Regions from separate parts of the Homo sapiens genome. Here regions 2 and 3 are each linked to region 1. A link is a loop called in an ENCODE intact Hi-C map of the cell type or tissue named here. Cell type or tissue: IMR-90. All regions are shown on one strand.

Region 1 (5,000 bases):
TCATTTACAAAACATTGCGCAATTGGGATAGCTGCTCAGTTCTCCATAGTTAGCAGTGGAGGGGTCCTCGAGAAGGCACAATGCTGTCAATTCTGCCCAGACATTCATGGGGGTTGCTTCTGGGGACCAAGCAGGGAATATCCCACAGAGTCGTCTTTGACTATTTTCTCCTAGTGCTCATCTGGCCTTCCAGGCAGCTGACCTCAGGGCTTCCACTGAGACCCCAGATGTGCATGTCTCTGTTTGGAAGATGATCTGTTAAGATGCCACCCATGGCAAAGCAGACAGCTCTTCCCCTGGCTGGCTGTCCAAAGTATGGCCCTGGCCAGACCTCAGATGGGGGCAGTGTTTTCTACCAGATCAGACAGAATCGGAGAGAAGTGCTCCAGAGTTGGCGACTCCCTCCTGGGAATTGCTTCAGGATAAGGACTGAGATGGAGGTCAAGCCAGCGTGGCCTTTGGTGCTAGAGGGTCTGCTAGGGGCAGGCCTTGGTTGGGCATGGCTGCCTCTAGGCCTGAGTCTTGAGTGCCTGGATACCCCTAGCATGTGAGGCAAGTTCCCAGAGCTTTCTCCCAAGCCTCCCTGTAAATGAGCAGACCCACCTAGCTTTAATGCTAATTCCTTTTGCAATGAGCCTGAACTTCCTTGTTTCCCAGTTAAAGCCAGCCCATTAACACTGCCCCATCTGTCACCATAAATGGAAAGTTTTTCTAACAGGTGGGCAGGCAGTTCTCCCATGCTAATGAGGAATCGATGAAATTCCTCCAGGAACTGACATCATGGCTATGGGCCCTGCCTTTGCTGTCTCCACAAGAAGGCACAGCTGAGCAAGGGCAGTTGGTGCCCCGTGCTGACCCCAGCACAACATCTTGACCTCTTGAGGATCTGGAAGGGTAGGAGGGAGAGGAACGGTGGTCTAAGGCTTCTCATCTTTCTTGCTCTCTGGCTTTCCCTGGAGTCACCACCGGTAGGGCTGAAAAGGAATGTATGTTTTTCTTTTGTGTTCAGGCCTTGCCGGGCCTCTGGGGGACTGTTATTTTTTTTTTTTCTCTGGGCCTCTGGTTGCACTTCTTTGAAGGCAGTTCTTTTTCTCACTAATAAGAATTTGCCACCATGTGTGGTAGCTCATGCCTGTAATTCCAGCACTTTGGGAGGCAGAGGTGGGCCGATTGCTTGAGGCCAGAAGTTCGAGACCAGCCTGGGCAACATGGCAAAACCCTGTCTCTACAAAAAATACAAAAATTAGCCAGGCGTGATGGTGTACACCTGTGGTCCCAGCTACTGGGGAAGCTGAGGCACGAGAATTGCTTGAGCCTTGGAGGTCGAGGTTGCAGTGAGCCGAGATCATGTCACACTGCACTCTAGCCTAGGTGACAGAGTGAGACCCTGTCTCAAAAAAAAAAAAAAAAAAAAAGCGCCTGCATTGCCCTAACTTGATTTTTATCTTATCCTCTAGGGTAGCCCAGATTCTGCTCCTTTGCTGGGGCCCTCTAGCCAGAGCAGACCTGGGTTTTTAGGGTTTTAGAGTGTGAGTTTTTTATTTATTCTTCTTTTGTTATGTCTAGCAGCTAGGATTGGAGGCTGCCGCAGCATGGTGTGAATTCAGGAGCCGGGTTGCCTGGGGTCGAATCCTGCTTCCCAGTTGTGCTCCCTGAGCAGGGCACTGAATCCTCTGTTGTCCCTGCTGGTGATCCTGCCTCCTCCCTGGATAGTCATAAGACTTCTTGAGATAAGGGACAAGCTTAGAGCAGCACCAGGTGCACAGCACATGGAATGTGCCTGTACTGCCCTCTGAGGTTTACCAGTTATGCCCCTCCAAAGCCTTGTACCCTGTCCACCTCTGGGACACGGCCTCATGCATAGTAAAATTCACTCATCTAATGGCCGTTTAAAAATCACAGCTTTTAGGCCAGAGTCTTAGGATGAGGCCAGAGCTTAGAACCTGTGTGTGTGAGTAGGGGCACTCTAGGACTAGCATTTTGAAATTGGCATTCCTGTCCCACGCATATCCTGTGCTTCACTGGGGACAGGCTCTGGGTGCAGGAGCTGTTTGGGCTTAGAAAAGGTGGGGAAGAAGGCCAGGCTCTGAGAATGCAGCTCACTCCTTCCTATTTTTCATTTGTCACTGGTCCCTGGGAAACGGTTTTCTCCAGCAGTTTTGGTTGTTGCCACAGCCAGAGAGAACCCCACTGTGCCTTGTGAATGAAGTCCTGGAACTGTTGGCAGGACTCTGGTCACAGCAGCCCCTCTTCTGGGATCCGGTCTCTTCCTGTGGTGTGTGAGCGGAGCCCACTAGGTGGCAGGCCTGGGCCACTTGTTGGCTGGAAGAACAGGCGTGCTGGGAGAAGGCCTTGGGCAGGGTGGGGAGAAGGCCCCTTCCCCCGATGTCATCCTCTGAGGGCCTGTAACCTGGTAGCTTTGAGACTGATTAAATCTAGCTGAGGAGGCTGAAAGGCCCTCTACCCAAGGCCTGATCTTTCATCTCCTGCCCTCTTTTTGTTGGGAGACCTGGCTTTTTAGTGTTATCTGACCTCCCTTTGTTGTGGCTGCCCTGGGGGACAGGTTGACCAGGTTTGTACTGCCCTGTGGGGACTTAGCATCCCGTTCGTTCTCCCTGCCCCTTTAGCGCGGCTTGCTGAGGAAGGGCCCGCTTTTCTCTCACCCTGTTCTCCTCCTCATCCAGAAAGTTACTGATGGCTTGGCTTGGATCCAGAAAAATGTAAAGAAGGAGCAGTTGGGATTAGATGAGGAAGGAGAAATATTGGGGTTTTATGATGGGCTGGGCTGGGGCATTGACTCCTCAACCCCAGCTACTTTGTTCCTAGACCTCGTAAGTCACATTGTTTGTCATTGCCAGGTACCCGAGGTTAAGGCCAAATTAAGAACTGTGTCTGTGGACTGCTTCCCCAGCTGGCAGAGGGGCGGGGGATAGGAGGATTCCTTGCACTAGTCCTTCTCTTGGTAGCTGGTGGCACCCTTCAAGCGCCTTTTCCTTGGCTGCTTTTTGTAAAACAAGCAGATTCTGACTTTCTTGGGGGCGGATGGACTGTCACACGATTTTGGCAGCCAAGGGGATTTTTTCAGGGCCCAGGGAAGGCACATGGAGCAAACAGCTAACATATCAGTGGCTTGGACTTCCCATGGCAAGCAGCCGTTGCATGAAGGAACCTCAAGTTGGCATCTGGATATGGTCATGCTTGCTTGTTTCTGTGAAGAAGTCAAGGTTCGGCAGCAGGAGCTGTGCCGTCCTTTTGCCCACCTGGAGGCTGAGGAGGAGGGGCACTGAGGCACTCGTAGCTGGGTGCAGATCATTCCAAAGACATTCCAGGAGCATGCTGCAGCCCGCCTGCATGCCTGCCATAGCTGCGGCTTGTAGACCGGCCTTGGGGTGGAGTTCTCTGTAAACATTGGACGGGGCCTCTGTAGAAGTGGCATCAGCAGAGAGTTTGTCTCAACCTTATTGGGACCTTGGCTAGCATTCTCTTCCCAGATAAAGATCAGTGTCCTGCCTCTCTTCTTGCTTCTCTTCATCTGCCCTTGCCCCTGTCTCTCTCTCTGGTGTACAGGCGCATTGCCCAGAGTTTCGTGGGCTGCCTTTCTGCAGCAGTGGGTGAAGAGAGGGCCCACGGGTTTGGTTCTTCCTGCTCTCTGGGCTGCAGTGCTCCAGCACGAGTCTGGGTGGCAGTGGGCACCAAGGGCTGTGGTGGGCACATGCTGAGCCTTGCTGGAAGTAGTACTACCTGAGAGGTACCAGCACGTGGCCTGGAGAAGCTCAGCAGTACCTGCTTTTCCTGAGAGGGGTGGAGAGGAAAGGGATTGCCAGGCTTGAGTGTTTATTGGGAAGGTGGTGTATAAATTCCATGTGGAGGCGGGGGATCCTGTTAGAATTATTCACATGCTTCCTTAGAGTCCCAGCAGCATTGACATCCCTGTTACCCTGATCTGTAATCTCTGGTTTGTCCACATTAGTCCATAAAATAGTCATAGCAGTTAGAGCTGCAGTTCTTTGGATCACAGTCTGAACTGCCTTGAGAGAAGGTAGCAGGTAGTAGAAAAGGTTAAAAGAATCTCATCTGTGTTACTGAAACAAGTTGTGTGGCCTTGGTTAAGTGTCTCTGGGCATCACTTTCCCCATCCGTAATACAGGGACAGCAATATTGACTTCACAGGGTTGTTGCAAGGATCAAGTGTAAACATCTTCAGAGTGCCTAGCTCAGTGCTTCACCTGCCATAGGTCCTAGAAAGCAATCATTCCTTCCAAGAGATGGTGCCAGCAGCTGGCTCTGTCAGCATATACTGCCCTTCAGCCCCTAAGCCATGTACCTAGCCCTTTGGGATCATGCAAATCTCCCTGTGGACATCTGTGCCAGAACACCCAGTGGCACCCTTTGTGGCTGAGCTCTTTCTAAGGTACCGGCTATTGGCAGAGGAGCAAGCTGGGGTAAGGAGGCGAGCATGTCCAGGAACATTCTTTCTTTTCCTCTCCAAAGCAGGCTGCCTCTAACAGCTCGGCTTCCGAAGTGAAAATCCTGTGTGCTCCTAATTGGTTTTCAGGGGAGATTGATTTTTGCCAGTGTAACTGCTGCTAGGAACCCTGATGTCTCTCTCCTTAGGGATCACGTCCCTCCAGATGAATTTTGTTTTTAGTCCCCATCGAATCCACTTGCCACCTTTTCTAGCAGGACCTGTTTAGGAGCCCTGGAGATGAAATGGTAGGCACCTTTGGTGCTTTGGCCTTTGGGAGGCTGTCTCTCAGAACGTCTCCAGGCTAAGAAGCTGATGGGCAGGAAGGGCAGTGGCTGCAAGGAGGGAGTGTGGCTGCTGCCAGTCTCCTGGGTCTGGCATCTTCCCATTGGGGGCAATGAGTTGTCATATTCTAAAATCCTGATGAAGTGGGGAGTGTGGAGAGAATCCAAGCTCCTCGAGTACCTGAAGAACGATGGCCTGGAAAAGAGGAGGCCAGCTGTGTTCTGGCTCTAGCGAGGGCAGAGGAAAGTGG
Region 2 (5,000 bases), 83 kb after region 1:
TCTGATAGCTATGCCATCTTGAGTTCAGGGCCCTTGTCTAGCATCCACTCAATACTTAGTGGTATAATAATGATGAGTCCTTGGAGAATAAATATACAACCTCTCGAGAAGATTGTTGAAAATTACAGCACTGTATTTGCTGGCCTGTGTTTTGCTTTTGTTAGAATTACCAATAACGTGGCCGGGCGCGGTGGCTCACGCCTGTAATCCCAGCACTTTGGGAGGCCGAGGCGGGCGGATCACGAGGTCAGGAGATCGAGACCATCCCGGCTAAAACGGTGAAACCCCGTCTCTACTAAAACTACAAAAAATAGCCGGGCGTAGTGGCGGGCGCCTGTAGTCCTAGCTACTTGGGAGGCTGAGGCAGGAGAATGGCGTGAACCCGGGAGGCGGAGCTTGCAGTGAGCCGAGATCCCGCCACTGCACTCCAGACTGGGCGACAGAGCGAGACTCCGTCTCAAAAAAAAAAAAAAAAAAAAAAAAAGAATTACCAATAACGTTACTTAATTATTCATCATATGTGTGAAATAATCAATGTATCTTGAAAGTGTAAATTCAGTTCAACATATATTTATGCATCATGTGCCTACCAAGTTTCATGCCAGGTGTGGGGACACAGAAGTGACTCAGGGCTGCTGCTTTCATGAAGCCCCTGTATCTGCAGGGGGATCAATAGCTATAGACCAATTAATATAAGAATAATTAGAATAATTATAGGATATATTTAAGTGCTATGGGAGTACAGATAGATGATACAGTTCTGTTTGGATGGAGAGAGAAGACAAAATAAGTCATTCAGGGATTTTGATTATAGCCATAGAAACCAGCTCTGGCTATCATAAGCAGAGGGAATTAATTGGAAAGTTGTTGGGGGTCGCCTGTGGGTGTGGAGCTGGAGGGCCAGGCCTGGGGAATGGGCCAGAAGCAGGGGAGCTCCTAGGTCATGAAGCCCTACCAGTTGCATCATTGTACTCTTGCTACTACTGCTGTTGCTGTGGTCTCCGTCAAGCCAATCTCTATCAGTCCCTCCTTTCTGTGTCATTTATTCAGGGTTCAGTTTTGTGTGATGATGACTATCCGAGTCCAAGTGGGGTGCCTATCCCTGGCTACTTCACGACAGAAGGAGCATACATATCTGATCTCCACTTAGATATAGGACAGCTTCCTACTTGGAAATTGGACAGAACCTCCCCAAGACTCCAACACGGGATTTAATAGGGTGCTGAAGGAAGCGTTGGCTGGGTCCTTGACAGTCGGCAACAGCAGAGCACTTGGGCAGGCAGGGTATAGAAAAAGAGACATTTCTGGCAAAGAACAGTAGGAGCCAGAAGCACAGGCCCTGGAAGCCCTGGTGTGTCTGGAGGAATAAGAGCTCCGCTGTGCCATGGGCAGTATTTGTAGCTGGTTGAGACTAGGTCAAGGAAAAGTGTTTTTCCAGTTTCTAATATCCATTCTCCAGAGAAGTAGCCCGGGTGGGAGATCCTAGATGGATCCACAAACAGTTGGAACAGATTTCTGACCAGCCTCTGGGGCCCCTGAGGGGCCCCTGAGAGCTTAACTGATGGAGATGGCCCAGTGAGCCCCACCCTAGCTGCAGGCCAACAGTTCCCTATTCTCCAGTGTTGTCCTCTTAGCCCAGGTGTAGGTGCCAACAGCAGAGGCAGGACAGTGCTCCCCACACAGCCCCGATCCCTCCAGTAGGTGTGGGGCACCTGCCTGCCTGCCTGACGTCGTTACGGGCTGAGGGTGTGACAGTGGCCAGGCAGCTTGTTCTCTGGTCAGGTAGGGGCCACTTCTCTGACTCCCTTAACCTCACGGCTCTCCAGAGAACCTTTCTGACTCATGGGCTTACAATCCCTGAGGTCTGAAGTGCCATCAGAGTGGGGCTGGGAGGAGTGGGGATTCTCTGGGCATGGAAGACCACACACACCTGGCCGGCTCTGCTCAGTTCATGAATTTCCCACCTGGAGACTGGGCAGTTCATCACTCCTGTTCTCTGCAAGGAACTATAGGTCTGTTGCTGGTCATGTTTGAGCAACTTCTCTGAACTCTTACTGTTTGGAGCTGCAGTGAGAAGCAGCAGGCAGCAGAGCTGAATCACTGGCTCCTTTTCTCCCTCCCCATCTCTCTCTTTTCAGCCTGCAGATTTAGAAGCATGAGTAAGCTCTGCTTTACCCGACTCTTGCTTATTTCAAGCAGCATGCTGTTACCCTGTACCTAAAGACAGCCCTTGCCTCCCTCACAGGCAGGGATTCTGTTCTCCAGCATTACTTTTTAAAAGGTGTTCAGCTAGAAAATCGCATATTATTTCTTCTGTAAAGGTTTCTCCTTGCCACCTTTCCGTAGCTACAGCTGTCACAACCACAGTTAATATTTTGTGTGCCTGTACATGTGAGTGCACGGTGTGGGAAGGGAGATAATCAGTCTGTCCTCTTGGGCAGCAGCCTTCCAGTTCAGCTTTTATGAGCTGCATTTAAAAAATAAATAAATAGATCATATCGCTATCTTGCTCAGAGCTCTCCAGTGGCCCCTGTGCTCATAGAAGGCAGTGCACCACCTCACCAGGGCTGCAAGGCCCTGCGCCGTTAGGCCCCAGCCTGTTTTTCATGCTGCGTCTCACCACTCCCCTACTCCATTCCCAGGTATTTGTTATGGTGTTTGTTATGTCTCTCGAATATGTCATGTTTGTTCCCACTCAGAGGCCTTTGCATTGGTTTTTTCAGCAGGGAATGAACTTCCCTAAGATCTTCGTGGCCTTCTATCCTGTCATGCAGCTCTCAGCTCAAATGTCACCTCCTGAGAGGGACCTTCTCTGGTCATTCCCTATGAATGAGTCCTCACCCCTGCCTCTCTGGACCGCCACTCTGTTCTTCACAGCCCTTCATCACCATCTGACACCACATTCACTCATTAATTTATGTTCATCTGTCCATCCCTTCCTGTGTGTCTCATTCATCGCAGGATCCCAGGCTTTTAGAACTGTCCTGGTTCCACAAGCATTCAGTACAATTTTGGTACTGAAGACAGTGCACACAAGAGTGAAACAGCAGTGGGGACACTGACCGGGAGAGGCAAAGCGCTGTAGCAGAGATTGTGCGGAGATGCTGAGAGGAGAGAGGGCGTCTGCAGGGATACGGAGGTGCTGGCTGAGCTAGGTATGCCTGTGTAGACCAGGGCTCAGCTGTTCTGCCTGAGCCAGGCTGGCTCTGCTCTGGAGGAACAAAATTCATGGCACATGCCCAGGAAGACAGTGCGCTGAGGATGTCGACAGGTAAGGACTGTTGGACGCCAGGAGCAAGTGCGGGGGACTGGCCTGCTCTTCCTGAGGAGAAATGGACATCGCTTTGGGCTTTCACCGGTCCAAGCTCCCTTGTGGTTAATTGTTACTCTGTGCAAATCTGGGGTTCCTCCCAGCCCTCCACTAAAGGGAATTGTGCGCCAGAGTGGCTCTACATTTCATTTCCGACCTTATCATCCTTGTGCCCTAGAACTTTATTAGACATTGCAGAGATGATATCATGATGTCTTAAGATAGCCTTGCTTGGAAAATTATACCAGGTAAGATCTTATTACACCAGGAGATGAAGCCCATTACTTTAAAACTTTACCTCTGCCATGTATTGATTATGTGGCTCTGGGTGACTTCATTACTCTGTGCCTCATTTTTCTTGCCTTTAAAGTGGGTTTAGCCTGGGTGTGGTGGCTCACCCTGTAATTCTAGCACTTTAAGATGACAAGGCAGGAGGATTGCTTGAGCCCAGGAGTTCAACACCAGCCTAGGCAACATAGTGAGACCCCATCTCACCAAAATTTAAAAAATTAGCCAAGCATGGTGTGTTTGTAGTCCAAGCTACTCGGGAGGCTGAAGTGGGAGGATGGCTTGTGCCCAGGAGGTCGAGGCTGGGGTGAGCCCAGGTCATGCTATTGTACTTTAGCCTGGGTGGCAGAGCAAGACCCTGTCTCATTCATTCATACATACATATATACATAGTGTTTAATAATATCTATTTCACTAGGTTATTGTATAAGTTAATGGAACACTTAAGGAATTATTTACTGACTGGTAATAAATGGTCACTGTTGCTTTTATAGATTCATGCCTGGTTGTTTCATGAGGTGTCACTGATTCTTGTTTTGTCATGACCAAGATTATGCTTTTGCCCTGACCAATATCTAGGTGTTGCTAAGAGGAAGGAAGGCTGCAGAGAATGTGGTACTTATTGGATAAAATGTGTCAGACATACACAGAGTTAACCATCCCTGAGCATTTCCACCGTCTCCTTCCCTGCTGTCTTGTTCTTTTCTTACTTGGGCAACACGGAGGAGAGCAGGCTCTGGTTGCCTGAGAGGCCATCTGTCCTGTGATCCCTCACACCTGAAGCCTCCGTTCCCTCATTCTCCCAGCCATGGGCACCATGTCCACAGTGCAGATGGGGCGGGGGAGCAGTGTCAGCACTGCAGCCTGCAGGTGGAGATTTGGAAGAAAGCAGCATGAGCAGACACAAGCCTTCAGAATGAGACTAATTTTCATGAGGCTTTCCCTGGTAATAAAAGGAAATGGGGGCTGCAGAGAGCCTACAGTATTTCAGCAGATGGTCTTGTAATAGAATGTTTTTTCAAAGTTTCCTTGTGAGGCATCAGTGACTCTTGGAAAATTTGTATCGTGTAATGAGGAACAAAGACATGGCTTTGAGCATCCCTCTTCTTGGCATGTTTCTGAGTTGCCTCTCCCTCCTGGCACAGGTAGGTGGTTTTGGAAAGTGAGGAAGATGACCCTAGAGAAGCAGCCTCTCCTGATTTTTCTGTGCCTTTGAAGGAGCTGGGACTTGGTCCTAGGGTCAACAATGCCTGTTCAGCTCTGCCCCTCCTCACTCTTCCAGGCTTGGGCCTCAGCAGGACCCATTTGATGTCAATGAAGGAAGGTCTGCATTTCTGCAGTCCCTTAATCAGCTGCATCTCCCTCTGAATTGTGCCAACCTCATGGAATGGTGTGCACCTGT
Region 3 (5,000 bases), 790 kb after region 1:
AATCCTGCCTTATCCCTGAGCCCCCACAACTAGAGAAATACGAGTAACACCAGTGGAAAGGCTGCCTTCCTTCCATACCTGTGGCCACTAGGTGCTCTCAGCCCTGCTGCAGGCTAAGGGCGTGGCCACCCCCTGCCCAGGTAGCCTACAAGGAGGTTTGTGCCAAGCCCAGAGCCAGAGCAAGAGCTGGCTCTGCCTGGAGGAGCTCATGCGAGTTGAGGAGATAAGGCACAAAATAATTAGTGAGCAGAGTGTATAATTAAGCGCTAAATTGTGTGTTTCAGACTCACTGAGCTGTGGGAGTGTGAGGTGGGGGAGTCACACCAGGCTGGAGTGGCTGGGTGAGGCAGCTTCTGCAGGTTGGGGGCACGACTAAGGGGGGCAGCCCAGAGAAGGGACAAGGTTCCAGGTGGGGGCAAGGCAATGGGGCGAGGGGTGGCAGGAGCACAGTGAGGTGCAGAGAAAGGGAAGAGAGCGGCCATCAGTGTGATGGGGTCTGCAGGTTGGGGCCCCAAGACTGCATTGGGTAAGCAGTGGATCCCAGCACCTTGTGATACGCTGGGCCTCATGTACCACATCTGTGAAATGGGGATGCTGGATGTATTCCATGGGCAAGTCTGTGTACAGGTCCAGCCCAGGGTCTGGTACATGGGGACACCCAAGCAGACAGACAGGCAGGCACATAGACAGAGGGGACAGGCAGACAGACGGGAGGAGCCAGGTGGTCAGACAGATGTTCAGACATAGATGGGCCAGACAGACAAGCAAGAGAAGTTCAAATAGACAGCTGGATTCCTGTGTCCCAGCACCTGGCCCTTCCACAGCCCTGACCAGAGCAGGTCCTACCCACCCTCATCCTGCTCTGAGAGGCGGAAAGCCTGGGGCTACCAGGTGGCCCCGAGACTGAGGGCTCTGCGTGGTAGGGTGTCCTTGTTGCAGCATTCAGGAGCTGGGATTCTGGGAGAGCTGGGCTGACTTCAGGCTTTGGGGGCCAGGGCCCAAAAGTTCAAAAGGGCCCAAGAAGATGGAAGGCAGGGATGAGCATGGGTGGCCCTGGGCTGGAAGGAAACCAGGAGGCAGAACCATGAGGGACACATGCAACCTGGCCAGGCTGGGCCCCGGGCGGTCAGGCCAGACACAGGAGAAGGGCAGCATGTCACTAGCATGGCAAAGGATCCCAGCGGCACAGGAGGCTTCCCCTTGGCAGTGCTGTGTTTGCTGCCTGGCTTAATGTGCCGCCGCCTGTTAAACAAATATTGTGACAGGCCCACTCCATACACTCAGGGACGGCGGCGGCACTGGCTGTCACCAAGGGTGGCCAGTAACGCGGGCACTCTGCACCACGCAACCTCTCCTTCCAACTCAGAGCAAGCCTGCTGCCTAAACAAACACAGGGCTTGGCCACCACCAAACACACCCAGAGGAGACACAGGAGTGGGGCCCAGCCTGACTCCAGCACTCCTGCCCCACACATGCAGGCAGGAGGAGGCAGCCCCACAGGCCCCTCTGCCCCACCTGGCACGGACACATCCAGCCAGCAAACACTGAGCATCTGTCACGTGTGGAGCACTGTCCTGGAAACAGGGAAAAGGGCGGAGCTCCCACCTAACAGAGGAGGCTGGCCACGGACAGAAGGAAATACAGCATGCCTGGCGACAATACAGAGCCAGGAGAAAAGCCACAGGTAGAGCATGACAGGTGTTAAAGCAAACTAAAAATGGCCTGAGAAGGACTTCATACTTCTATATGTTAGTCCTTGTGGATGAACTGTAACCTAACTTAATAGGTAGACAAAATTGGAAAAACTGTGTTCAAATAAGGCAAACGCCAACCTATAACCAATCCAGCTGTTTCTGTACCTGAATGCCGATTTCTTTACGTCATTTTCCTATTTTCGTCTATAAATCTTCTTCCGCCATGTATCTGCGCTGGAGTCTCTGTGACTCTTCTGTGATTCTGCGGGCTGCCCGATTCCTGAATCGTTCATTGCTCAATTAAACTTCTTTAAATTTAATTCAACTAAAGTTTTTCTTTTATCACAGGGCAGTCAGGGAAAGCCTCCTGGAGACTTGGGCAAGAGACCCAAAGGAAGTGAAGGGGCGGGCAAGATGGGAGAAGAGCATCTGGAACAGCATGTGCAGAGACCCAGGGCCAGGGCTGTCACTGGCATGTTCCGGGGCTGGTAAGGAGCTGGGTGTGGTGGAAGCGGACTGTGCACCAGGAGAGGGGACCATGAGGCAGAGAGGTCCCCGGCACTCCGTGCAGGCCTCTAGGCCATTGTTGGACTGTTTCCTCTGAGCAGGTCATGGAGTGCGTGGAACAGAGGAGGGAGGGACGGGACCTGACTTTGGGTTTAGGAGGGGGGTCCCTCTGGCTGCTATGGGGCAGGAGCAGAAGCAGCAAGGCCAGCAAGGAGGCTGCGGCAACAGCTCAGGAGTGGTGGGGCGGGTGGCCCACACCACGGTGGGAACAGAGCCGGAGCGGGAGGTCAGATTCTGGGTGTATTTTGGAGGTGGAGGTGGCAGGGTTTCCTCACAGGCCGGATGTGAGGCGTGAGGGAAAGAGAAGAGACGGGGCAGAATGTGCTCATTCACTCATTTGTTCATTCATCCTACATTCACTTTGTCTTTTTGACTAGGTGGGCAGGGAGTGTGGCAGCATTGATGAGAGTAGCTTTGTGGTAACACTCCTCTTAAACATCAAATACGCAGCCTCAGCCACACAACCAAGGAGGAAGCCGCTCTTCCAAGAGTCTCCCATCCTTCTGTCCCTCCTCCTCCAGCCTGAACCCCTGCCCAGAGCACAGGGACAGCAGGGCTCCAGAGCTTCTGACCTGCCTGGGGTGGGGGCAGGCCAGGGAAGGGTTGTGGACCATGGCCACCTGTGAACCCAGTCCTGGAGGGATGCTGGGCAAAGATGAGGCACAGGGCGAAGGTCGGAGGCAGCGGCATGCTGGCCCTTGTGCAGCGGGGCAAGGTCTGGGGCACCGAGCGGCCTCACGCACCTGGCTGGAGGCTCAACTGTCCTGAGGCCGGGCAGCCACTGCAGGATTGTAAGCGGGAGCAATTTTGTTTAAGACATCGCCCTCTGGTGGCCATGTGCAAGGTGGCCTGGAGAGACAGCCCTGGGAGGGCTGTGGCCCCAGCTAAGGCAGGAGGAGGGCTCAATCAGCCATCTGTCACCTCACCACAAAGAGGACAGAAGGCCCTGTGCCCCCTCCCACCCAGACCCTCACACTGCCACTGTGTGCTGAGCCTGTCCCTGCCCCACTGTTCCCTCAGCCCTGGTCCCAACCTCACTGTGACCTTGGGCAATTTCCAACCCTCACAGCCTCCATGGAAGAGCAGGGCCCCAGGGTCTCTCAGCCAGAAGATCTACCAGTCCTAAATCCACACTTCTTTTTGCAGAGCCCAGCAAAACTGGGCAAGACAGGCCTGCACCCCTCAGGAGGGCTGTGTCTACCGTGGTAGTACAGCTGAGCGGCCTGATTTCAGCATTTTTAAACAAAGCCTCCAGATGGACTTTGTCTGCCTGCTGGGGAGGGCTGGGCAGCTGCTGCACTCAGGGACTTTCCTCTAATTGGATCCCCTGGAAAGGAGAACAGCCCCAATCCCAGCCAGCCCATCCATCCATCCATTCATTCATTCCTTGAGAACCCATCATGTGAATCAGGGCCCTGAGCTGGGGTCTGGGTGAGCAGGAAGAGGAAGGGCTGCACAGATGGCGCACACACTTGGGCGGGGAGACCCACGGTCCTAGGCAGGCAGGGATCCGAAGCATCATGAGGAAGGCAGAGATCCAAAGCATCATGCAGGAGGCAGAGTTAAGCAGGGTGGAGCGACCGAGCAAGTGCTTCTCCGAGGAGGTAACATTTAAGCTGAGGCCTGAATGGAAAAATGGAGCCAGCCACACCACAGTCTGGGGAGGTGCTCCCAGAGGAGGGGACTGCAAGTGCAAAGGCCAAGAGACCAGTAGGAATGGGGGCTGTTTAAGGACCAGCACCGGAGAAGGGGGAGGTCAGGATTTCAGCGGGTGCCTCTCAGGCAGGGCCTGTGTCTGTGGCAGGAATAATCTATATTTTACACCATGTGCGCTCGGAGGAGGCTGCTTCAAGCCTGCTGGAGCCGCTCCCTCTGCTGTGGTGGGGACTAATGATACCACTCGTCTGTGCACAGCCGCTTTATTATTACTTATTGGCCCACATGATCCTCCACCAGGAGGAACTGTTAGGCTTATTTAATGGATCAGGAAACTGAGGTTCCGAACAAGAAGCAGAGCTGGATTTGAGCAGAAACAGCCATTCCAGCTGAATTCAGCCCTTAGAACTAGTTTGTTTTACCTGTATAGCTTTGAAAATTTGAATCCGTTGCCAACTCTACAACATTGGGAGCCTTCACGTCGAAGATGTTTTGGCTTTCGGCATCTCTTCAACAGTCTGTGGCACTGGCTATGGCAGTGTGAGCCCTGGCTCTGCACGGGGTTGTCTGCAGATGCCCCTTCAAACCAGAGGTCACAGCCCCCACTCTCCGAATCCCATGCCCCTCTGGTGTCCTGCCCTGCTCCCCCAGCACCTGAGTTTGCCACCTGGGCCACCTCTGCTTGAGGTGGGCTTGAGCCCACCTGCTGTGGTGAGCCCGTCTTGCTTAGCTGACAAGGGACACATACACTAGAGAGTCTCTGAGGGAACAAACAATCCTCCCGCACCACTCCCCACCCCGATTCCACGACTGTCTCCTCAGTTTCCTGCCACCAGACCTGAGACTCCCAACTGCAACTTTCAAGATGTGAATGAATTCAGAGACCCTAAGAGCCAGAGACCATGGATGGGGCTATCCTCCAAGGGGAAACTGAGGCCAGTGGGGTTCGGGGCCGGCCAGCTAGTCACTCCTGGGGCTTCTGGAGACATGCTGTGAAGAAGCACATTCTTCCCTTCACCTTGGGGCTCGGAGCCCCAGCTCTGCCTCCATTTAGCTGTGACACTTGGGCAGCAGGCCTCAGTT

What was found. Peaks named below come from ENCODE experiments on the same cell type or tissue, not always from the same donor. Only the 100,000 strongest peaks of a DNase experiment are listed, where the experiment ranks them.
Region 2: it touches region 1 in a loop (4-fold over the local background); 5 of 110 quality-filtered maps call a loop at or near these places.
Region 3: a loop joins it to region 1, with 22 times the contacts of the local background. A loop is called at or near these places in 62 of 110 quality-filtered maps.

The regions. Positions count from the first base shown.
Region 1 is chr3:126,750,110-126,755,109 of GRCh38, forward strand. All of the region lies in intron 4 of CHCHD6 (coiled-coil-helix-coiled-coil-helix domain containing 6), which reads left to right. Among named protein-coding and RNA genes, the nearest start is that of CHCHD6, 48 kb to the left of the region's middle. RefSeq lists enhancers at 431-1,068, 1,707-2,344, 2,097-2,391, 2,157-2,451, 2,425-2,524. In IMR-90, a CTCF peak has its summit at 2,302 (motif pointing right); DNase peaks (open chromatin) are centred at 2,322 and 3,372; H3K27ac peaks cover 946 bases.
Region 2 is chr3:126,833,595-126,838,594 of GRCh38, forward strand. All of the region lies in intron 4 of CHCHD6 (coiled-coil-helix-coiled-coil-helix domain containing 6), which reads left to right. Among named protein-coding and RNA genes, the nearest start is that of CHCHD6, 130 kb to the left of the region's middle. In IMR-90, a CTCF peak has its summit at 2,537; a DNase peak (open chromatin) is centred at 2,137.
Region 3 is chr3:127,541,342-127,546,341 of GRCh38, forward strand. It overlaps LINC02034 (long intergenic non-protein coding RNA 2034), which reads left to right. Exons shown (of 7, transcript XR_007096067.1): 6 at 2,043-2,182. Among named protein-coding and RNA genes, the nearest start is that of LINC01471, 6.1 kb to the left of the region's middle. In IMR-90, a CTCF peak has its summit at 3,098 (motif pointing left); a DNase peak (open chromatin) is centred at 3,060; H3K27me3 peaks cover 1,359 bases.